Regions from separate parts of the Mus musculus genome. Here all the other regions are linked to region 2. The links are chromatin loops, found by intact Hi-C in ENCODE. Cell type or tissue: left cerebral cortex. All regions are shown on one strand.

Region 1 (8,000 bases), 120 kb after region 2:
TTTTTAAGGTCGAGAGAGTGAGGTGACTTTTGATTTCCTAAGGAGAGCATCCCTCTGTGGCTGGTAGGGAGGCAACTCTCATTGGAGAAAGGATGAAGTAGGCTGCAGATGCTTTGGTTTATAGTAGAAAAATCTAGATTGATTGACTTTGTATATAGGGAGATATCCTATATTTCAGGCTTTTGGGAGCCTCTGCAGTCAGATGTCAGAGCAGCATGCGGGTGCTCAGACATTCCAAAACAAACAACCTATTTTGCAGGCATTTTCTTTTCCTCTTTGACAGTGGTGCTCAGAAAGCTTTGCTTATACACAAGGCACAAGTATATACAAGTATTATACAGGTATTGTGTGTTGAAGTTATTATTGTTCAATAGCATATGATTACTCCTCATCGTGTTTTTAAATAATTAAAGAGAGGAATCAAAAATGAGAACTGGTGACTAAGCAAGGATTAGGATGATGACAATAATGATGTTTGATATGCTGTGGTTTTAGTCAGTATGATGAAAATGATCACATATTTGTCATTTCTCAGTTTTTCTTCTGTTGTTTTTATTTTGTGTGTAGACATATGTGTACATATATGTATATATATATATACATATGCATTTAATAATTTTATTCTGTAGCTAATATTTCATGGGTAATTACCTATCTAATTCTATTTATACACTTTAAATGTTGGTGCTTATTGATCTGTAAAATACTGTACTTTAAAATTAGTAACACTCTTATTTTCTACATTAAAACTATAATCTACAGAATTTAGAGAAAATGAAAATTCTGTGGCAAAACTATTGGTATGATTAAATTGAGTGTCACTTCACATAATAAATTGGGTTTTACTTTATTGTCTGTGAGCTTAAGGCCTATACAGTGAGTTCTAAGCTAGCCAGGTATATCTAATGAGATCCTATATAAAAATTGTGTTTGGCTCCTAGGAGTAGAATTATCTCAGAAACATGAATAATAACAAGAAGAGTACATCTTCTTCTCTCTGTTAATCTACCTCCATTAAGTCTGTCCTCTATTCAGAATTGAACATGCTAGCAGTATCTGCCAGATCTTGGTGAGTACTTCTTTTGTGATGGAGTGAGATGATTGATGCCTTATGCACAACAGATATGGACTCTCTCATCAAAACACATCCTCAGCTCTTGGAGTTCTCAAACAGTATAAAATGATGCAATTCAGGCTGGTCTCAAACTAGCAATTATCCCCCCTTTACCTCTAAAATGTTGGAATTATAAGCATGAGCCACATACTAGCTGGTTCATAATCTGCTGTTGAACTGATGGGGTAATTTTTAAGCAGTTAGCTTGGTAAAGCAAAGGAAGTGAGCATGGGTACTGTCTAAAAAAAGTGCATTCAGAATTAAATCCCAGACCAGTTCCTGCACACCCCTGCAGTGCTGAGAATAACACCTCCTGCTGCTAGACTGTGAGGAGGATATGTGGCAATCATCCCAGGAGAAGGGATTTGGTCACCTGGTCACAGTAATATGCTCAGCTTTTTTGCAGTTAGAATAGTAGTTCCTTACCAATGGTTTTAAAATTTTTTTGAATTGTTATTTAATAAGTATACAGCTATACCTATAAACAGTAATTAGATGCTTATATCTCCTACAAATGGACAATGTGTCAATTTTGAATCTTAAAAATGTCATAAGTTTTTTCTGGTAATTGATATTGACTGAGTACTAGTATGAATACCTAATTTGGGACTTGTAATGTATGCCACTGAAGGTTGTCTTCCTGTACGTTTATTAACTAATGCTTGAAAATTATTAAATATGAAATTTTCATCTGTTTATTCAGTCATTATACAGACATTTATCTCTATGTTAGGCCAATAAGCAGGTGCTGTTCTGTGGCTTGTAAAGTGTTTCAAAATGTTATGGACATATTTGTACAAAATACCTTCTATCAATATTGGAAGCCTCATTAAAATGTCTCAATTTTTTTCTTTGCTGTATTAAATTGAAGTTAGAAAGTTTCATTTTGGGATTTCTGTGTGGTAGACTTCAAAAGGATGGGGATAGAAGGAAATCGTGACAGCTTGGCTTGGATGTCTTCTACTGGAGTTGATGGCACGCTCATGCTTTAAGAAATGTGAGAGACTCATGAATCATAACTGATTAACATCGTATCTCGGAGCATGGTTCAGTGATCTCAGAGACAAGTGAAAGAGAATATGTGATCACTGTTTTAAGGTATCTATAAATCAGTTAGTTTAAAATCATTAACACAGTTGTCATGATTCCAAATTTTATAAAAAAGACTATCAATGCCATTCATGACTATGTGGAATAACACACTTTAATATATTAAATATATCCAAAATAAAACCTACAAATTTTTCTAAATTTTACATATTACATTCTAAAATTAGTTAATCTTCCTAATGATATATTAAAAATTATGCCTAAGTGGGACCATAAAAAATGAGGTTAAATCCTAGGAATATGGAGACTTTTTTTTTTTTTGGTTTGGTTTGGTTTGGTTTGGTTTAGTTTTTCGAGACAGGGTTTCTCTGTATAGCCATGGCTGTCCTGGAACTCACTTTGTAGACCAGTCTGGCCTCGAACTCAGAAATCCACCTGCCTCTGCCTCTGCCTCCCAAGTGCTGGGATTAAAGGCATGAGCCACCACGCCTGGCTATAGAGACATTTTAATCTCTTTCTCAAACTGTCAAAAATTCACAGGCATGGCCTTCTTTGGAGTCAATGCAACATAAAGCCATCAGAATGAAATCTAGAGTATCTCACCATAAGAGACATTGCCTAGGAATGAGCAAGCTATCAGCACTGTTTCAATTTCACTGTTTCACTCAGCAAATTAAGCACCGCTGCTATCAATCCTGAGGATTGTCTATATAACCGTTGAGTAAAATACATATCAAAAAGTGGAAGCTGCAATATAAATTAGTTTTTTTAGACTTGAGTACTTTATGAAACAGTATGTGTGCAATGCAAGGGAAAAATCTAAGCTTATGATATGCTCCTGAAAAAAGAAGGCATGGTAAGTCAGACCAGTAGAAAGGAATAAAATAGTCAAAATTATAACAATAAAATCAAACATTTGAAATGGATATTTCAAAAATATATTTTATCAATATATCTTGAATAGTATAAGGCCAAACTGTATAATGGCAAGTGGCTAGACTATTTAGCCATAGATTTCTACCATAGGCAGAGATCCAGTTAGATTAATGCTGTCTGTTGTACACAGCATTTTTCTATTGATGGCATCTCTTTCAGAGTATTGTCTCGCACTTCTGACCCTCTAAAATAAGACATGATTTAAACAACGTGATATTAAATTAACTGAGGAAGCTAAGTTGTACTTTGTTTTAAAAACTTAACTGTAACAAGTTTAAAAATGCTTCCTATCTTCACTATCTAAAGAGGTTGGGATTTCTCATTGCAATCTATGGGATAGTTCTTGCATCAGAAACTATTCACTGACCCACCCAAAAGACAGCTTCATACCAACTCATTTTTTTCTTAACTTAGGAAGTGTGAACTTAAAAATAGTGCAAAGAAAATCATTATGGAGAAGTCTGAATAATCTCTTCTACAAGCATTGCTGGCCTGAGTTATGGAGGAGTGACATTGTAAATCTAGTTTTGACAAAAAGCATATGGCACTGGTTTTATGAGATATCTGCTTTGAAAGATTTTTCTTTCTAATCCCTTTTAAGGCATTTTTTACTAGATAAATTACATACTTTTCTTTCTGGTCTGTTCTTCTGGTTCACTTTATGACTGTATGTTCTCCTGAGTCTAATTAGAGCATTTTAAAGTTATTGTTTTTCTCAGCAATGTGCCTTATTTTCTGATTTTTTGGGAAAACCTGAATGTAGGTCAAGGCTAAATCTGTACACACTGCTGTAATATTTAAACTGTGACATTTTTTGGAGCCCAGGTGATTAAGAACCCCTTGGAAATTATGAATGACAGAATGGGAATAGCAGAATCAACCACTTATTTGGGTTTTGGAAAAAAGATTTGCAGGATCAAGTTAGATTGCATCAATTGCAGTTCTCCCTGGGGTTGAAGTACAAACACTAAAATTAGTTTTCTCTGTGATAACTCTTGTCCAAACATGTCTGAGGAGAACAGAATTGGCTTAATTTTGAAATGGATAATTTTAGATACAATTTCTATCTCTTTAAAAATAACTAAGTACCCACTGAAAGGGGTGAGGTGTGAGCCCATAATGATTTATATTGTTAAGCATGTTTATAAGCACAGTATTATATAGTATACTTCAAATAAGTGTCTAACTAGTTATTACATGGAGTTACAGTAATATTTTTGAGGTAAATAATTGAACTTATAACTAAAGAAAGAGGAAAGAATTGAAGCCAAAATTTAAATGGAAAATAGAGAAAAGATTATCTGCAGATGATGAATGAATGCAACCATAGAGCCTGTTAATATTTTTGAAAAAAGAGAATCTCAAAATTTGAGAAGATAACGTATTGGCTTTGTAACTAAAGATGATGAAACATAGTTGAAAGAAAAAAATAAAGAGCTGTTGATCTCAACTCTCTCTCTCTCTCTCTCTCTCTCTCTCTCTCTCTCCCTCCCTCCGTCCCTCTCCCTCCCTCTCTCTCCCTCCCCACTGTACAAATACAAAGTTGCCAGTCATGGAATCATATATAGAAAAGTAACGTTATATGGACTGAGCAAAGTGTGTTTATATATTTGGAAATACGTGTGTGTGTGTGTGTGTGTGTGTGTGTGTGAGAGAGAGAGAGAGAGAGAGAGAGAGAGAGAGAGAGAGAGAGAGAGATGGAGAAACATCTGTAGAAGAATTGTGTTCTTGGATAAATCTAAATATTTCTAGCATCAAGAGCAGTACTTTATGGAATGATCATTACCACATTTCACTGTGCAAAGTGTAATTCCATAGCTTTGTTTAGTTAGAGTAAAGAAAATCTGAGTATACTCATCACACATTAGAAACTAACATGTAAACAAAGATTCATTATTTTTCATTCTTAGAAGTGACCATTTATAAATAATTTATTATAAAAGGATGCCAATTCTCCACATCATTAGGGACAGACATTGTGAGAATATCGTCTAATATGAATACAAGTTACTGACGATAAGTCCGGGAAATTATATAAAGGCCTTTGGAACATGAAAATAAAGTGAGCAAATGATTGCATTACAGTTTGATTCATTGGCTTTTATGTTTGTATTATCCCTTTCAATCAGGTTATGAAGTGTTCTGAGATTAATGTAGAAAATTTAAATGGAAAACATGACTTTTATTTGTAAGTGTCTTATAATTCAATATTATTTAAAGATGCTTAGGTTTATTAAAAAGGTAAATTGGGTCACAATGGCTATGTACTCCCTCAATGTATAGGGGCTTGCTAGTTATTCTTTTTTTTTTTAATTGAATGCTAGTGAGGACCCAGGTTGGCTAGAACTGTTTCCTGAGAATGAAGGTGTAACAGGATAGAAGGAAGCTATAACACCAAAGTTTGGACGTTTTCTTATGCTAGGTTGGGCCATACTGAAACATGTTATGCATCTTCAAACAGTACTGCTCTCTTCCCTTCACCTTCCAGGTATATTTTTAAATGGACCTTGTATGTTTTCACTCCTTCTGGAAGACAAAGATGTCTGCAGTATTCATTGTAGATTAAGACTTACTATGTTATCTGGTGAATCTGAATTCTTAAGGTTTGTATTCTCATATATAACCTAAAATATAGCTTATAAATACAACTTATAAAACTGGCTTATACCTACCACTTCTTATGCATATATGATGATGATGATGATGAAAATTTAATCTTTTTTACAGACTAGTTGTTATTCCCCTCCCAGTCTACCCTCTGACAGTTTCTCACCCCATTCCTACTCCCCTGCCTCCAAGAGGATGTAACCACCCCCCACACTCCACCAGACCTGTGTCCTCAAGTCTTTCAAGTGTTCGGTGTGTTATCTCTCACCTACTTCTCTTAACCCACAATGAGATCAAAAGATACTATTTGATGATTCCATTTTATCCAGTCTTCTGATATTAATTGCAATAAGAAAAGGAAATTACATGGTCCATCCTTTCATCTCAGCTCCAAACTTTGTCTCTGTAACTCCTTCCATGGGTGTTTTGTTCCCAATTCTAAGGAAGGGCATAGTGTCCACACTTCAGTCTTCATTCTTCTTGAGTTTCATGTGTTTAGCAAATTGTATCTTATATCTTGGGAATGCCATATCCAGGGATCCACCCCATAATCAGCATCCAAACGCTGACACCATTGCATACACTAGCAAGATTTTATCGAAAGGACCCAGATGTAGCTGTCTCTTGTGAGACTATGCGGGGGCCTAACAAACACAGAAGTGGATGCTCACAGTCAGCTAATGGATGGATCACAGGGCTCCCAATGGAGGAGCTAGAGAAAGAACCCAAGGAGCTAAAGGGATCTGCAACCCTATAGGTAGAACAACATTATGAACTAACCAGTACCCCGGACCTCTTGACTCTAGCTGCATATGTATCAAAAGATGGCCTAGTCGGCCATTACTGGAAAGAGAGGCCTATTGGACACGCAAACTTTATATGCCCCAGTACAGGGGAACGCCAGGGCCAAAAAGGGGGAGTGGGTTTGTAGGGGAGTGGGGGTGGGTGGGTATGGGGGACTTTTGGTATAGCATTGGAAATGTAAATGAGCTAAATACCTAATAAAAAATGGAAAAAAAAAGAAAAGGAAATTAAAAATATCCATAGGACTATAAATAAATAAAAAAATAATTGCAAGATGATCATCCAAGCTCTTGTTTATAGTTTCCTTTAGGTTTCTCTTCAACCAGACTAGATATGTATGATGATTAGGCTTCAACTTCCCACAACTTCCCACAAGAACAGGGTATTCTTCAGAATACCCTGGCAAGAGTATCAGTGAGGAATTGTCTACAATGTGTTAGACTATGGGCATGTTGGTGGGGAGCTGTCTTGGTTTTCTTTCTTTCTTTTCTTTTCCTTTTTTTTTTTTTTGGTTTTTCAAGACAGGGTTTCTCTGTATAGCTCTAGCTGTCCTGGAACTCACTTTGTAGACCAGGCTGGCCTCGAACTCAGAAATCCGCCTGCCTTTGCTTCCCGAGTGCTGGGATTAAAGGTGTGCACCACCACGCCCGACTTGTCTTGGTTTTCTTAATTGATGTGGTAAGTTTCAACCAGAATGTAGGTAGCACCATTTCATAGGCTGAATGGTACAAGAGTAAAGAAAGCTAGTTGATCATCTGAAATGCAATCATGCATGCATTTTTCTCTCTGTTCTTGAATATAGATGGAGTGAGACTAACTATCTCAAGTTCCTACCTCTGTAAATTCAACGTTGCAGAGCTGGACTATAGCTTAGAATTATATGAGAAAACAAACTCTTACTCTTCTGAGTTACTTTTTGTTTGGGCATTTTATCACAGCCACAGTTGGAATCTAGAAGAGGATATTATGGTGATCACTTTCAAAGGCTTAAATGATGCTCCAGTTTCACAATCAAACAAAGTCAGAAATGAAATAAAGCTTTCTTAGTTCAAACCCATGTTTGTTTCATTACCTCCAATGTCCATTTTCTTATTTTCTTAAGGAGAGATGTTTAACTAGGTATTAAAATGCTTTAATAAATTCACACAGCCCAATATTGTAAAGGGATGGGAATCTGGAATCAGAACTTCCATGAGATCATGGGGAGTACTTAGAAAGAGAGTTCCTTTCCTCCAGGGAAAATGAGACCAAGGATAGGTAGCTGTCTGAAGTTTTCAGTCAAAAGCTGTAATGTTTTTCCCCATGGGCTACAGTAGACATACAATCACCATGTATCCTGGCTATCAACTATGAAACAATCTTTACTGATCTCCCTTTGTTCCCTGGGATCTTCCACTGCTTCAGAGTATACACATTTAAGTTTTTTATTAGATAGTACCCTTTCGTTCTTTTAAAAGAAGACACATGGTTTACTAAACATATGATATAT
Region 2 (8,000 bases):
TACAGCATCTTCTGGGTATATGCCTAGGATTGGAATACCTGAGTTTCGAGGTAGAACCATTCCTAGTTTTCTGAGAATATGCCAAATTGATTTTCAATGTGGCTGTATGAGTGTACACTCCCACAGGCAATGAAGAAGTGTTCCCCTTGCTCTACATTCTCACAAGCTGTCACTTGAGTGTTTGATTTTAGCCATTCTTAAAGGTGTGAGACATAATCCCAGAGTTGTTTGTAAGCAGTACTCTTGCATGACTGCTGGTTCAGATCCTGCCTCCAGGTTCCTGGCTTGAGTTCCTATTCTGATTTCCTTCAGGGATGGACTGTAACCTGCTAGCCAAATAAACCCTTTCCTCTACAACTTGCTTTTGGTCTGAATGCTTTGTCACAGCAACTTAAAAAAGCAAACTAGAAGTTAGATATTGAATATCTCAGATGGGCTTTTACATTTTATTGGACTAGCACAATGAAATCACATAAAAGCATACATGAATTAACCCTCTCTGAAAAGTATTTGTCACATGACTATTCAATTGACATGCTGTCTAGAGTTACACAGGCATGAGAAAAGAAGGGCAGTGAGTTCTAGTGGAATTGACAGAAAGAAAAAACTTAAATGAAGTATTAATTCCAGTGGAGCTCATATGTGTGGTGTGGTTTATAACCTTTCGTTGATGTGTGGACCATGCTGAACATTTTTGCAAGGTATTCTCTGTAGTAAGACAATGTATTAAAAATGGTCTTGTTCCAACTCAAATACCTAGCTGCTATGTAATATATATGTAGTTCACAGTAAAACTTGAAATCAAAATGGTGAAGATCAAAAGAATGAAAGATCTGCTGTTAAACCAAATATTAGGGCTTTACTCAGTTGGTGTCATAAGTTTTATCACTGAACATTAGGCACAAGGAATCATTCTTCAGTCTGTGTGTGGTGATATACTCAGAATGAAACAAGGCCCCTGAAAATCTTCCCAAATAAACCAATTTTAAAAATAACATGAGCACTCTAAAGTCTGAAGCCAGAATTGAATTTTCAAATTGTATTAATGCATGAAAGAAAATATAATAATTCTAAACTGGGTTCACTGGATCTGAAGTAACTATGTGGCTATTATAACTATGAGTTATTGTTATTACACAGTGATGCCTGATACCCTGGTTAAGACTAATAAGCTGTGTTCTCTGAAGGCTTTTAATATATGGTGTACTGATATAACATTTTTATTGGCCCTGTTTTTAATATTAAAATTCGGGTAGTCTAGGGAGCAGGCAGAAATGGCACAAGCATTTAGAATCATTTATATTACTAGAAATTTCCATGTGACAACAAAAATTAATTCCTGAAAATCTAACCAGATTTAAGACTTGAATAGCTGGCGAATGCTTGCAATGGTACCCACCATGCTGCCAAATGAGCACCACAGCTCAGGCTCATTGTGCTGCTTTGACAGTCATGAGACATTCATTGAGACAGGGATTATGACCAAGTGGTATTTCTACCTGGGAAAATAATGATATAATCTCTTGACAGCTTTCTTGATGAGTTAGCAACTGATTTTTCAATCACTAGATAATTTAGTCTCTCTCTTTCTATTTCTTTCCTTTGTAGACAAGAATACTTTATAAATATGTTTAAATTTAGCCCTGTCTTGGACTGCCCTAAACTGTGTGTTTCTTTTGAGTGCACCATGGCATATGAAGACAAGAGAAATGAATAAGAATGCTTCTAATGCTGTTTATTTTCCTTGGCTGTAAAAATACTTCACAGCATGCTGGAAATACACTGGAGGCATTTTTTTTTTAAATCTCCGAGTGACTACCTGTTGATGATAAATCTAAATTAAGCCAATTTTATTTTCTAAAATTAAAATAACATCGACAAATGGCTCATTTTTCATACCTATATTTTCTTAATAACTGGCCTTTTATTTTCCTTAGGTATGCAGTAGTTAAGAAGTTTCTAATTTCATAAAACAAAAATACCAGTTATTAGTATAATGACTCCCATTTATTTTGAATTCAACAATATTTGTGAGTTTGTTTGCTGATGCAGTACTGTGTGAGTGCTGGGCCACGTTCTTGTGCTTGCTAGGCAGTCTATCGCTACATACATACAACATTCAACACTATTGTGAATTTATTTTATAATGGATCTTGGGGTCAACTCTAATTATAAAGGGATGCACAGGACATATTTAGTTCTCCAATCCTAAATTTAAAAGAATCCGGTAATAGTTACATAAATGAAAAACAAATTTACCATGAGTTGTGGAAGAAAAGAATGCGTTAGGTACAGTGAACCCAGCAACCAGATGGATGTAGAATGGGTAGGAACAAGCTGAGTGCATACTATATGTGAGTTAAAACTAAGAATACCAGTCCATTAAACAAGAGATGCATTCTGCTTTTAGGAAAATTAGTACCCATACTGAAGACATAGTTCTCATAGATACATACATGTGCAATGCTAGGCACAAGGAAATGTCAACAATCTGGTTGAGGGAAGAGCTGAAGAGAGAGCTTTTGGGAGATGATGAGTCTAGTAGCCCAAGTGAGCATCCGTGAGTCTCCTGGAGATCCGAGGAGAGACTGAGGACATAATGGGTGTAAAAGACCTACTATCACTTTGTGCTTGGCAGAGTTCACTGATAGTGATAAAGGTGTTCATGTTGGAGGAAGGAGGTGATCTGAGGGCTATTCTGTTGGGAGTTTGCCAAGGTTTGGGACACAGAATATTTGGAAAAATTATATTTCCTCTGATTGAGGTGAAATGAAATTGAGATGGTTTTGGTCAGCCAAGTGAAATCTGGTTTTAATTTTAAATGTTAGCTTCAATTGTCATGAGAAGAGTCAAATGCACATTACTATGATGATAGCAATATGGTTAGTTGTTCAGGTTTTGATGGGATGTTGGGCTCATGTGGCAATGCTGGAAGGTATGAGAGGTAGTTATATTTAGAGTCCATTTCAAACACATTGCTAGCAAAACCCTGATGCATTCAGTATGCTGTCTGACTAAAAGAATAAAATTCAATCACGATGTAGATAATTTTTTGAGTGAGTCGCTAGGTTAAAGTAGATTATTTTATCAACTTGAGAGTCAATTTTGAGAGTATCAAGAATGAAGGGTGGGAGAAATGCTTAGAGTTGCTCCTTGAAACCACCAAAACTTTAAAGGAGATGAATTTGTTGAACTTGGTAGATGAGTGAAAAGTTAGCTGAGATTGTGGGAGGAAATGAGGGCATCACTTTTCACTTTACCCATAGTTACTGAGACCAGCTATTGAACTGAGCTGAGACGTAAGTGACTCTGGCATCCACATCTTCCCACTATTGAACTCTCTGTTTTTACTGATCAGCCCAGGGATAAGAAGCATTTGTCTGTTGCCCTGTGTTTATCACTGTTAAACAAAGTAAGGCTAAACAGCACTTAAGTTCATAAACAGAGGGATTGTGGCTAATGTTGCTTGCTATTATAAAGCTGTTTCCAAATTGAACTATAGAGATGGCAACTCCTCTACAACATCACTCTAACATTTTAATGTTTGTAATAAATGATTGTATTTGATTATGTTCAAATATGCATGTAAATATTAGTATAGAAATATATATGCAAGTATTTAATAAACTATTTTTCTGTGTTCTAGTATGATGTGCTTCAGGTCATTTCTCTTTTAAAATCATTAATGAATTGCCTGAAAATGAGATAAAAAGCCATGGCTCACAAGGAGTATAATCTAATCTTGAACTCTTTATCTTTTAATCTTTTCTTTATCACTTTTGTATCACAAATTTAATGATTTACAGTGTCCAAGAAATTCTTAAAGAGCAAATTAAATCTCAAGACATACATAAGTATATATTATTTTATGAGTTCTAGTTTATATTTATCTATTCCTATCATGCTTCACAATATCTACTGCTTTGCAGAAGGAACATGATGATTTCAGTGCATTTTCGTTGTTCTGGACACATAGAGTTCAAAAGATATTCCATGTAGAAGTTCCTACACACCTTGCCTTCAGCTTTTTTACATACTTATGCTGTCTTCTGTAATTGCAGAGTGGACACTTGCTCTTATCCGGCCTGGAATATTTTTCTCCTGGATGTGCCTGTCCAACTCAATTTTATAAACTTAGCTTCTGACTACACAGTGTGCTATATATATTTCTTTTTATAGAAGTTGCTATCTTATGCTATTTCTAAACTTTCTCTTCTTATTTTTTTCTATTTCAGGAGTACTGTAGGGACAAAGAATTTTTATTTAACTCTATGTACTCTGGTATGAGTTGCAGTATTGTAAAACATGTAGTGTTTATGTAAGAGATGCTTATTGAGTGAACAAATGAATTCAATGTTGGAATATGCTACATATTGGGGAGAGTTCAACTTTGCTCACTTTAAGAAATTAGGCTGTGTCAAAAACCATTGAATAACTGTAAGATCAAGGCTTTTACATTGTTGTAGATTTGACAGTGCTTCTGTTCCTATCTTAAAATCAGGATTCACTATGTTTAGCACAATGGATTGCTGTTTGATATTATTGTCAATTTATAAAAGGGCAAGTGTCCAGTCTACAATTATAGAAGAGAACCTAGTGCAAAGCCAGGAGTGTGTGTGAAATTCCATGTTGAATATCTTTCTAACTGTGTTTGTCTAGAAAACAGAATCAGGACTAGGGCATAGACCTGCTTCACTACATGTCTTCTAAAGTACAGTGAATAATAGATACTGTAAAATGTGTCAGAAATAGATAAATACAAAAAGCAATAACAAGCAATACTCTACTAATTGTTTTCTAAGTATCCAGTTTAGGTACTACATTTTCCAGTTCTCATGTGGTTCTATTAATGTGAATACGAACAGTGTCAGCAAAGGCATGGGGAAGATTAAAAAGAACACACTCTGTAGAATATGCAGAGAATTATTCTGCTGATAACCGGCCTTAAGCCAAAGAGTCAGAAAATAAAGTTCAGAGAATTTGATTAGTGTTGGGTCAAACTAGGAGGTAGATACTGCAGGTACATGCTTGTTGACTGACTTCTTTTCCACAAGGAAGGAATTAAGATCATCATTAAAACGGAGCAATTCCCTCAACACAGGTGGAGGAACAATCCAGAAGAGTTTGGGATGCTGGGAAAAGCTCATTCCCTGGAAAGTACAGAGACGAAGAGATTGTTAATACTCCCCTGGGATGAATGGACTTGCTAAGCCGTAGTTTGTATGTGATGCAGAGACTGGGGGTTCTCATGGTTGGCATGGTTTGCTTTTCTAAATACTACATATGGTGAAATAAAGAAATGCATCAGCAGCTAGAGAGGATTCTTTATTGATTTTCTAGCTCTAGAGGCTCCCCTGGAATCTTGCCCAATTAATCTTGTCAGAGTGAATGAATAAACATAATTGATCAATGGGTAGGTTAGAGATATTCTGAACCCAAGAGAAGAGATGCAATATTTCAGAAATTCAAGCACAAAAAGATGAACCAATGTGAAGAGATAAAGTTAAATTGGGAAAATAAATTTGATACACGATTAATAGATTTTGATGGTCTTCAGAAAGGAAAAGGCAGAGGGCCAGAGAGAAGAGTCTGTGACAGCTTTACAATTTCCACTCTCCCTACGGGAACACAGGAAGAGATAGCAATGTGAGGACTGGGGAAGAAGAAGAATTGACAATGAGTGCCTTTGAGTGTGTGGAGGTCCTCAAATCTAAATTAGCAAGGGACAGTAGAAAGGACATTCAGTCTTATCTACCATTTTAGGAAGCAGTCGCATAGTTACAAGTGTAAGTTGTGACAATGGCCAACTTCAGTTTTAAAAGAGCCATTGGTTTACATGTTCTCTCTCCTCCAATCCTTCTGCCCCTTGTTAACAACACAGTCATTCACTGATTTATCCATGGTATGCACTGCTGAGACCTTTATCTTCTTAGTCACGTGGTCTTCACTGTTATGCAACAAGGCAGGTGATTCCTTCCATAAGAGAGAAAATTAACATGTTGTAGAGTCAATAACTAACAAAATAAGAAGAAGCACTTATCTAGAAAGAACAGCTGAGATGGGATTTGAATACAAGTCTCATCCATGCACAAACCATGCTCTTTTATTAGGTTCATTGTCTGGTTGAAGGCCCTTTCTTCAATCACGATAAGCACTTTACCAGAGAGGGAGGACTAATGAACAGGAATGCTTACTCTTTTCAGTAAAACTCTGTAATAAAATGATTTTGTAAGCAAATATTTTGGGCTTGACAGAGAAACAGTACTTGCTAGGTGATTTGGACTAAGAACAGAGGACGTAAAGACCTGGGAGGAAGAACTTGATGCAATGTTGTTAATCCCCTGTAGTTTGGGACTCACTGTTTCTTTGTTATCCCCCCTCCCCACTTCTTTTCTCTTATTTCTGATTTCTACATTCATATGTGGGCCTTCTGTGATTTTTCAAGATCCGTGGATCCTCTCTTTTTTTTTTAAATTTAGTTGCAGGACATTTCCACTAAAACTTAACATCGCAGACAGCATATGTACATAAGATCTACATAAGGAGAGTTTTTGCTTGAAGTGCAGGGCTCTCTGAACTCTACTCAGTGCTTTCTCTGGTTCACTGTCTCAAAGCACTCTCTGAATTTGAAAAAGCAGGCTTCTTGATCTTTCCTTCCATTCACAGTAGCTGTTCCTGCTTTGAACAAAACACATGTTTTAGTAACAGCTAGTGAACTATTGGCATTTCATTTCTTCTGGAGAATCTCTTTCTAAATATGCTCTCCACCCCCTTTGAAGTAGCTACATTGCCCCCAACCCCTTGGCTTTTTGCCTAAGTGTCTTCTTCTGAATCTTCCAAGATTCAGTTTTAAATTTATTGTCTCCATGGAGTAGTCACTTATAGTACGAGTTTCCCTGATCATATGGACTGTCACTCTTCTCTAGAAAACGTGTATGTGTGCACATGTGTGTGTATGTATGTATGCATGTATGTGTATATGTGTGTATGTATGTATGTATGTATGTATGTATGTATGTGTGTGTGTGTATATGGTGTGTGAGTGTATATTTGTGTGCATGTGTGTGTTTGTGTGTGTATGTATATTCATATGTCTGTTTGTGCATGTATGTGTGAATGTGTGTGTATATGTGTTTTTGTCGGGGGGGGGGAGAGATCATGAGGGAATAAAGGGAGTGGGAGATGGCCCACATCCTGCCAGAGTTCTGGTGCTCTGGGCAGGTGGATGTGGAAGGACTGCCGCATGCTTTCCATGTAGCCCTGGGTGGGTGTCTGGCTGTGTGAAGCCACTAAACCCCAACTCAGCAGGTGGTGAACAAGGGGCAGTCCTAGGTATCAGGTTCTCAGCCTCGGTCATCCCAGACACCACTGGACACCTCAGAAAAGCTGAGAATAAATGGGAGCCCTTCTTCCCCCCACCCCAGATCAGTCAGCCCTGGGGCCGAAGGGAGAAGAGGTCAGAGGGAGAGGGAGGTGCTGTGTGGTTCTCAAAAGAGTCCTTGGTCCAGTCTGTGGCTGGAACACAGGAGGGCTTTCTAGCGGGAGGTTAGGCTTGTTAGGGGAAAGCCTATCCCATCATTCAAGCACGGTGGGCCTTGATGAGCAGAGACAGTCTATGGTTTTAGAGCTTTATTGTAGAAAGGCAGGGGAAAGAGAGAATGTAGAAGAGGGAGAGAGGCCGGCCATGGCCATGTGGAGGGAGGGGGAAAGGGAGAGAGAGAAGGAGGGCTAGAGATGAGAGTAAGAAAGGTGAAAGCTTAAAGAGAGCAAGCAGGAGCCAAGCAGCCTCTTTTATAGTGGACTGGGCTATTTTGCTGTTGCCAGGTAACTATGGGGAGGAGCATACCTGGCTATAGTCAGGTAAATGTGGGGGTGGAGTCTAGCCAGAATGCTAGGAGCTTGGGACATTGTCTGTGTGACTGATAGTCACACACCCGTCCTGCGGGGAGGGGTGTGCTGTGGGGGCGGTAACTTCGACAGGAGCCAGGGGTCCAGGAGAC
Region 3 (8,000 bases), 80 kb after region 2:
TGAACTACATTTTTGCATGCTATTCATCATTTTAGACTAAAAGGTAATACATATTTGTTTAGAAAAAAATTAAACTAACAATAAAAATAAAAATAATGAGAAAACAAACATATTTACAACGTAACCACCTATTCTGTTTTTATGAAGTGTGCTTTTACTTTATATGAAGATCCTGGACTCTAGAGTTTGAATCTTTCATGTTAAAGATTATTCTTCTATGTGGCATCAAAGGGTGGTAAAAATTTAGGAGGAGATGTAATCTATCAGGAGCTTTGTAGGCGACTGGAGGTATATACTCTTGAACAAGACAGGTGGACTCCAGCCGTTTGCTTTGCTCATTTTCATTTGTCCATGAGGTTAGCAGGCTTACTCAGACATACGTGACTATCATCTACTGTTTAACCACAGGCTCCAAAGCAAGTACTGAAACTTTCAAAATCGCAAAGCAAGATGACTTTTTCTCTTTATATGTTAATTATTTCTGGCAAGTGTTATAATTACAGGAAGCTAACTAACATATCATTTAAATAAAGAACATGAAAAAATATGGCATTCATTTCCTAGGCTAAACATAGACATTTATGCTCTTCAGGGACAATCACCTGAAATGCCTGGATTGCTAATGGATCCGTCAGCAGAGTAAGGTCAAGAGAATGAGGACGTTCCTAATTTGTCTTAGATTGATGCCTTAATAATACTATGGATCTCTTGTTTTCTGAACACCAGTGCAAGTGACTTAAATTGGATTTTATAAAAAGACCTCTCAACTGTCACAGAAATTTTCATAGGCTCTGTTCTTATATAATGAATCAAAATCGAAAAACTATGCAGTATTTTTTCTGACCAATTTTAACCCACTTTAAAATAATATTTAAAACAATATTCCTTAACCGTCTCATAGTCAATGAAATTTTGTAAATGTTTTTCTAAGGAGCTTTATGACTTGTCCTAATGTCACATTCTAAATGAAAGCATCACATTGTTCTACGATGTTGCTTGCTTGAAGCTGCTTTTCTTCCCTTAACTGTGTCCTGTGAACAGCAGCTAATGTTTTCTCTTCCTGTATTTCATTATAGTTCATTTTGATTGTATTGAGATTCTGTAATGGACTTTTTGTCGAGTATTACCACTAGAAAAAAAACTATAATTTTGAACTTGTTATGCAAGTTATGCATAAACAGCATAAGGTAACTGATTTATAATTCCTAATTCTATGTTCTAATTGTAAGCCTATTATATTATATTACATTATATTATATTATATACATAATACAAATTGAGAACTTTTCTCCTAAAAGCAATTATTTTCAGTAATTAAGATTAACTGTCATCTAGTATTTTACAAGGCATTCATTTTAAGTATTTTGGTATAGGCTGAGAGCTAAGATTTTAACTACTGGCTGTGAAATGACATATGATATACCTCTTGATCAGCAAGCTCTTCTGGTTCTAACCTGGTCACCATTATGTAAGCAATAGCTATTTGTTGGTTAAGACTTTGTTTTTTTCAAATGGGGTGTATACATTTGTACTAAATTGTGAAGATTTTAGTTTCAAATTTGCAGTTAAAATAGCAGTAATCTAGATAGTTTCATCCATTTTTAGATGTTATTTTAATAAATTCTAGCATTTTTATATAACATAATATCTCTGAGTTACCAGTTTTGATTGGAACTTTTATTACACTTCCCTTTTCCATCCAGGTGCTCTCTCTTTCTCTCTCTCTCTCTCTCTCTCTATATATATATATATATATATATATATATATATATATATATATATGGTCAAGATCCACTCCTTTCTGAGTTGCATTGGTTTTAAGTTTCTATGGTTATGTATTGTATTGTTTTTTCTACATTGATTTATCATGCTACTGACTATGGTTGGCTTCCCATACTCTATATTAAGCCATTTGAAAAGTGAACTGGGTCATTAATTGTACATCTTTGCATTAGATTTCTTGCTGACTTTAATGAAATCTTTGTCTTGTAGAAAGAAATTTATGATCTTCTGTGACTTGCAATGTAGGTAATTAAACTCATTGCACCTTCCTGACAAGTTGCTTCTGCCTCTCCTTGATAACCTTCCATCTTTGCTCCCCAAGCAGTGGGTGCATCTGTCTGTATCCTCTGCTTCTTTCTCACGGTGGTATCTGGCTGGTTTACCAAACTACACATTGATTTGAATCATGAGACATCAGTGCAGACAAACCTGCATACCACTGCGCTTTCAGAGGTCATCTGACTTTCTGAAGTGGTGTGTGGTGTTAAGTATGTCCTGTACCCCGGTGCTTGGCATCCCAAGTTTCTACTTCTTCAAATTCATGGACATGTCTTTTCCAGATTAGTATGATGACTTGCTTTTGTATTTAGATGTGTTCTTACAACTTTTTTTCACTTTGTACCTTTGTCAATTTTCATTTTAGTGCCTTAAACTATTTTAAGCCAAATGTCTCACCAATTAGTCGAGGTAGGCTTGATTTTGTTTTTCAGTCTTATTTTTTGGTGTCAGCCTCCAGGGATAGAGGAGATTATAATAGAAGTATATCATTGAACATCTCTGACCCTTTCTGCTTCTTTTACTCTATCTGTATAGGAATTACCTTTTTAGAGAAATAATTAGGCTTTTGTTCCTGCCAGGCATGTGATGTACATTTTTAGTACATTATCAGAATAATCTTAAATTATTACTATCTTCACAACCTAGAAGAGTTCATTAAAATCAAAGAACTCAAATAGCATCTCTAATATCATAGGTCTAATAAAAAGCTCAGGCTTTAAATATAGCTCTCATAATAATGCCCAATTTAAAAGTGAAGTTAATAAAACAATCTTATTTACAATACCATAAAAATACTTAGCAGTAAACTTCACCACGCAGTTAAAGATGCATATACAGAAAAATTATAAAGCACTTGGTGAAGAAGTTTAAGGTATAGGTAATGGAACAGGTCCCCTATTTACAGATTAAGAGTTCTATATTTTTAAAATGTCCCAGAGACAAGATAAAAGATCAATAAAATTATTCCTAATGGTATTCTACTTTACTGATAGATTTATATCTAGCCTAATTAATATTAGGGAGGTTTCCTCTAGCAGCTGATGGGAGCAGATGCTGAGACCCACAGTTGATCATTAGGTAGCTAAGTGCTCAAATTGGAGGCCTTGATTAGATCCCTTCCCTTGGAGCTCAGTGAACCCTGCAGAAGAAGGTGAAGAAGAATTGTAGACACATTCATGTTATTTTTATCCTTTAAACAAATAATCCTCAAATATAACAAAATATCCTCTTATTTACTTGTTAATATCCTGAAGCTTTCTTATTTGAGATATTTTTCATTTTATGGTGACAACTGACAGCTATAAATTGTCTAAATGAGAATGATTTAAAAATACATGTTATCTTAAAAAGATTTAAAAATTTGTGTGTGTGTGTGTGTGTGTGTGTGTGTGTGTGTGTGTGTGTGATATCTATCTGTGGATATTGAAGGGAATTGGTTTTCTCATTCCACCTAGTACATGGTGGGAATTGAAGCCTGATAGTCATGCTTGATGCAAGTGCCCTTGCCCTCTGAGTCATAGTGCCACCCTTACAATGATTAAAGATCTGGTTTCTTTCCCAAGGTCAATCTTCAGTCATCTTCTACAAAGATTTCTTGAGCTGTTCATTTTGTAGAAAGTAAAACACATTCACCTGTCCCTATCCTGCTGATGAGATGTCTGTGTCAGTCTCTTGGGGAAAGTTTCTATTTTCTGATGTAAGCATAGTGCTGGCCAACCTCTCCCACTTACATTCTCTCTTAAGCTTTTTATCAGAGGAGACTTTAAGTAGCTAATTTGTGTGGGGGAAATGGCAAAAGCAGGAAAGATGAGATGATTTTAGAAGTCAGTATTAGCACTCTAGTGCTGTTGACCGAATACCAGTAGTTTTGTAACTATGGGGTTGTTCATTCAGAAAGGAGAAAGGAGGAAACAAAACTAGCTCCTCTGTATATAAGCTTCTAGAGATGTTCTGGATCCCTTGGCCAGATATACTACAACTGTCTCATTTAGCACTATCTTTAAGGTAGGAAATACATTTGAAAATCATAAATCATTTTCTAAAGTTGTGGAATTTATGAGACGTTTACATATAGGATTTATGCATACTATTAGAAACCAGGTTCATTACTTAATATTGAAGTAAATAATGACAGCAGGAAATTCAGGTGCTTTAAAATAATCTCATGAGTGATAGATACCTAAACATCCTGATGACACAATAACATACAATTCTGGAACACTAAAAATACAACATGTTCATGATAAAACAGGCAAAGTTGAAATATTATATGGATCTCAGTTCATAGCAATGCACTGATGTTAATTTATTATTCTTGAAATTACATGCTAGTTTTGTAGTACTTAATCATTAAAGGTACTGCATAAAGAGCATTTGCAAAATTTTTGTAAGCATTTCTGTAATTTAAAGGTGTATAAAAGTAGAAAAGTCCTACACATATGTAAAAATGTGCTTCCAGACCAGATTAAGTAAAACAACATAATTTTCTGGCATTTATTGCATTTTCTTCTCCCACAAACACCCACTAAGAACTCTTGCAAGAGAGGTGGCATCATAGACTTACTGTGTTGACTAGAGAACCATTCCTTTCACCAAACACCCTGTCTATTTCATGATATGTACAGTGTGTTAATAGATGCATCCATTTCATTGTGGAAGTACTGGGCAGCATTTACTCACATGATTGATTTCTTTACTTAGAGTTATAATGCCCACTGTCATGGCAACTTACACTACCTTGTGTTTCAATGTTGACATAACAGGCCTTGTTCTGAAGCCCCCGTGTGAAAGCCTGCCTCTCATTCTTACCTAAAATTGCAAGAACAAATTTCTCTTTCCATAGCACCTTCAAACTTGGCTGAGTTGATCTGGCAACACTGGCTTCTACCACTTATATTGTGTCACTTATGTGTGACAGTAGTTTTCAAGAGGACACTACTTTCTTCTCAAATGCTGAATGTATTCAATTTGTGTTCTTTCTGTCAGAAATATATTCCCTTCACTCTTTGGCTGCTTTAGATTTCAGTATCATCAGGGATTACACACTGCAGTTCCTCCTTCTAAATCAGGCTTTTTCCATGGGGGGGGGGGGGAATGTTGGATGGTGTTCCACAATCATTGCTATTGTATTACTATTAAATCAATATTAGAGAAGGGCTGTTAACAGTTGACCCCTGACTTCTTAAGTGTATTTATTTATTCACAGTTCCTATCAACTGTTTATTATATATAGGCTGGTGTTTTGAAGTGATTTCCTTTTGTGGGCTCCTCATCACAGTAATTATGTTTGCTCCAGGCAACTTCATTAATTTGACACATCAATATTTAATTATGTTCAACACTCACAATACATAAATGAGTATGGTACTACATAAAACCTTCAATATCTGTTATGAGTTGAAGTGTGTTCCCCTCACAGTTCACACACTGAATTTCAAGCTCTGTTATCTCAGAATGTTTGGAAACAAAGGGTTGCTGTAAATGTGTATAGTTAAAGTCATTAAGTAGGGCTTACTAAAATACTGCCTGATTTCTTTAAAACATAAAAAAATAGGAGAAATGTGTCCCATATATGTGACATATACACTTATATTCTCATCATCATAGTCATTTTCATATAAGCTTTTAGGTGATTCTGTTTTGTTATTCTATCACTCTGAGCAAATACATGACAGGAAAAAAAAACAGAAGATGAGTTTATCTCTGCACACAGCTTGTGGGAATGCTGTTCATCCTGGAGGTAAGGCTTGTCTATGGGCTCTGAGAGACTTGGTCTGTTTTCCTGATCAAACAGAAGAAACCAGGAACTTCTGTTCCTTTTCCGTCTGGGATTTTAGCTCATAGGACAATGCTATGTACAAGACTGGGCTTGCATCCTTCTGTGGGAACATCTTTGTGTACACACAGGGATATATCCCTGAAGTGACTAAAGCCAGTCAAACTGACTGGCTTGAAACAGAGTAAGTTTTTAAGTCAAATAAATGACACTGGAAACTTCTTCAGGAAATATATGAGATAGAATGACAGTCTCAATTACAGTATATTGGTCATAAACTTTTCCTGTTTTTCTCTTCTATAAACCTATCACCACTTTATCTTTAATAGGAGCTATAAATAAAATCATGGAAAATGTATGGTTTTAGGTATGGTTTGTATGTCTTTAATAAATGTACATTTTATTTGATGAAAACTCACCATACTTTGCTCATATATTGAACTGATGATGCATTAAGAAAACAAGCAACATTATAGTATGGAGTGTTAGCAACAAGAGGATTGAGAGAGGGTAAAACATGAACTGAGGCTTTCTACCTGGTTGGCACTGAGATGACTTACAGAGGAACTGGACCTCAGGGATGCAAACTAGAGATACGGTTTGGAGTGATTTCTGTCACTGTAGCATAAAACAATGGATATGGGGAATAATTTAAAAGCAGTTGGAAAAAACCCAGATATCCTTAAACAGAGGAATCGATACAGAAAATGTGGTACATTTACACAATTGAGTCCTACTCAGCTATAAAAAACAACGACTTCACAAAATTCTTAGGCAAAAGAATGGAACTAGAAAATATCATTCTGAGTGAGGTAAGACAATCACAAATGAATACACATGGTATGCACTCACTGATAAATAGATATTAACTCAAAAGCTCAGAATATCCAAGATACAATTCACAGACCACATGAAGCTCAAGAAGACGGAAGACCAAAGTGTGGATGATTCAGTCCTTTTTAGAAGGTGGAACAAAATACGAGAGGAAATATGGAGACAAAGTATGAAGCAGAGCCTGAAGGAAAGGCTATCCAGAGACTGCTCCACCTGGGATCTATCCCATATAAAAACACCAAATCCAGACACTATTGCAGATGCGAAGAAGTGTTTGCTGACATGAGCCTGATATAGCTGACTCCTGAGAGACTCTGACGAGCCTGACAAATACAGAGGCAGATGCTTACATCCAACCATTGGACTGAGCAAAGAGTCCTCAATGGAGGAGCTAGGGTCCCTGAAGGAGCTGAAAGGGTCTGCAACCCCATAGGAAGAACAACAATATCAAGTAACTAGACACCCCCCCCCCCACTCCGCCCCAAGCTCCCAGGGACCAAACCACCAACCAAAGAGTACACATGGAGGGACTCACGGCTCCAGCCACACATGTAGCAGAGGATAGCCTTGCCTGGCATCAATGGGACTCCTCTTTTGTCCTATGAGGGCTTGATGCCCCAGTGGAGGGGAATACCAGGGCAGGTAGGCATGAATGGGTGTGAGGGTAGGGGAACACCCTCATAGAAGCAGGGGACAGGGGATAGCATAGGGGGATTCCTTGGGGGAAAGTGGGAAAGGAGATAACATTTGAAATGTAAATAAAAAAATATTTTTAAAAAATCAATCCCTGATTTTATATTACTATCAATTTACATTTATGGGGAGATTTCTTATTTGACAGAGTAACTGTGATACAACCATCAAGTGCTCAGAATCAGATCAGGAAATTTAGCCTCCTCTTGGAAATGTGGTTAAGTACTTAAAAACATGGAATTGGGGCAGAGGATGGTCAAAATTCTGAGAATTGAATCTTTGTTCTGTCAACCGTAACCTGGGCTAGCTGTTAAAATGTTTGTGCTTTATTTCTTCCTCATTCACAAACTGAGAAAAAATAATGCTTGCTTCCTAGAGTTTTTTTTAGGCTTGCATACGACCACACATGGGAAGTATATACTCATCTACAGTGACCTTAAATAATGAATTTCTTAAAAAGAAAGGAACACCAAAGGACAGTTTGAAAATAGTTTCATACAATTTTTACTCTATTGTGTTTTATTGTCCAGCCTCTATAGGGGATTTTGCCTTGTTTTACTGTACAATGTTTTGTCCTGTTTGGCTTTTGTCTCTAGGAGGGCTGCTCTTTTCTAAGAAGGAAACACAAAGGGAGCTT

What was found. Peaks named below come from ENCODE experiments on the same cell type or tissue, not always from the same donor. Only the 100,000 strongest peaks of a DNase experiment are listed, where the experiment ranks them.
Region 1: it touches region 2 in a loop (7-fold over the local background); 4 of 42 quality-filtered maps call a loop at or near these places.
Region 3: a loop joins it to region 2, with 2.9 times the contacts of the local background. A loop is called at or near these places in 2 of 42 quality-filtered maps.

Annotation. Positions count from the first base shown.
Region 1 is chr4:80,631,988-80,639,987 of GRCm38, reverse strand. No RefSeq gene overlaps it. Among named protein-coding and RNA genes, the nearest start is that of Gm32658, 5.7 kb to the right of the region's middle. In left cerebral cortex, no CTCF peak of the experiment used is centred here; DNase peaks (open chromatin) are centred at 1,409, 2,088 and 3,558; H3K27ac peaks cover 2,705 bases.
Region 2 is chr4:80,752,419-80,760,418 of GRCm38, reverse strand. No RefSeq gene overlaps it. Among named protein-coding and RNA genes, the nearest start is that of Gm42304, 16 kb to the right of the region's middle. In left cerebral cortex, no CTCF peak of the experiment used is centred here; a DNase peak (open chromatin) is centred at 4,077; H3K27ac peaks cover 1,014 bases.
Region 3 is chr4:80,672,066-80,680,065 of GRCm38, reverse strand. No RefSeq gene overlaps it. Among named protein-coding and RNA genes, the nearest start is that of Gm46885, 28 kb to the left of the region's middle. In left cerebral cortex, no CTCF peak of the experiment used is centred here; DNase peaks (open chromatin) are centred at 448, 552, 3,834 and 4,635; H3K27ac peaks cover 555 bases.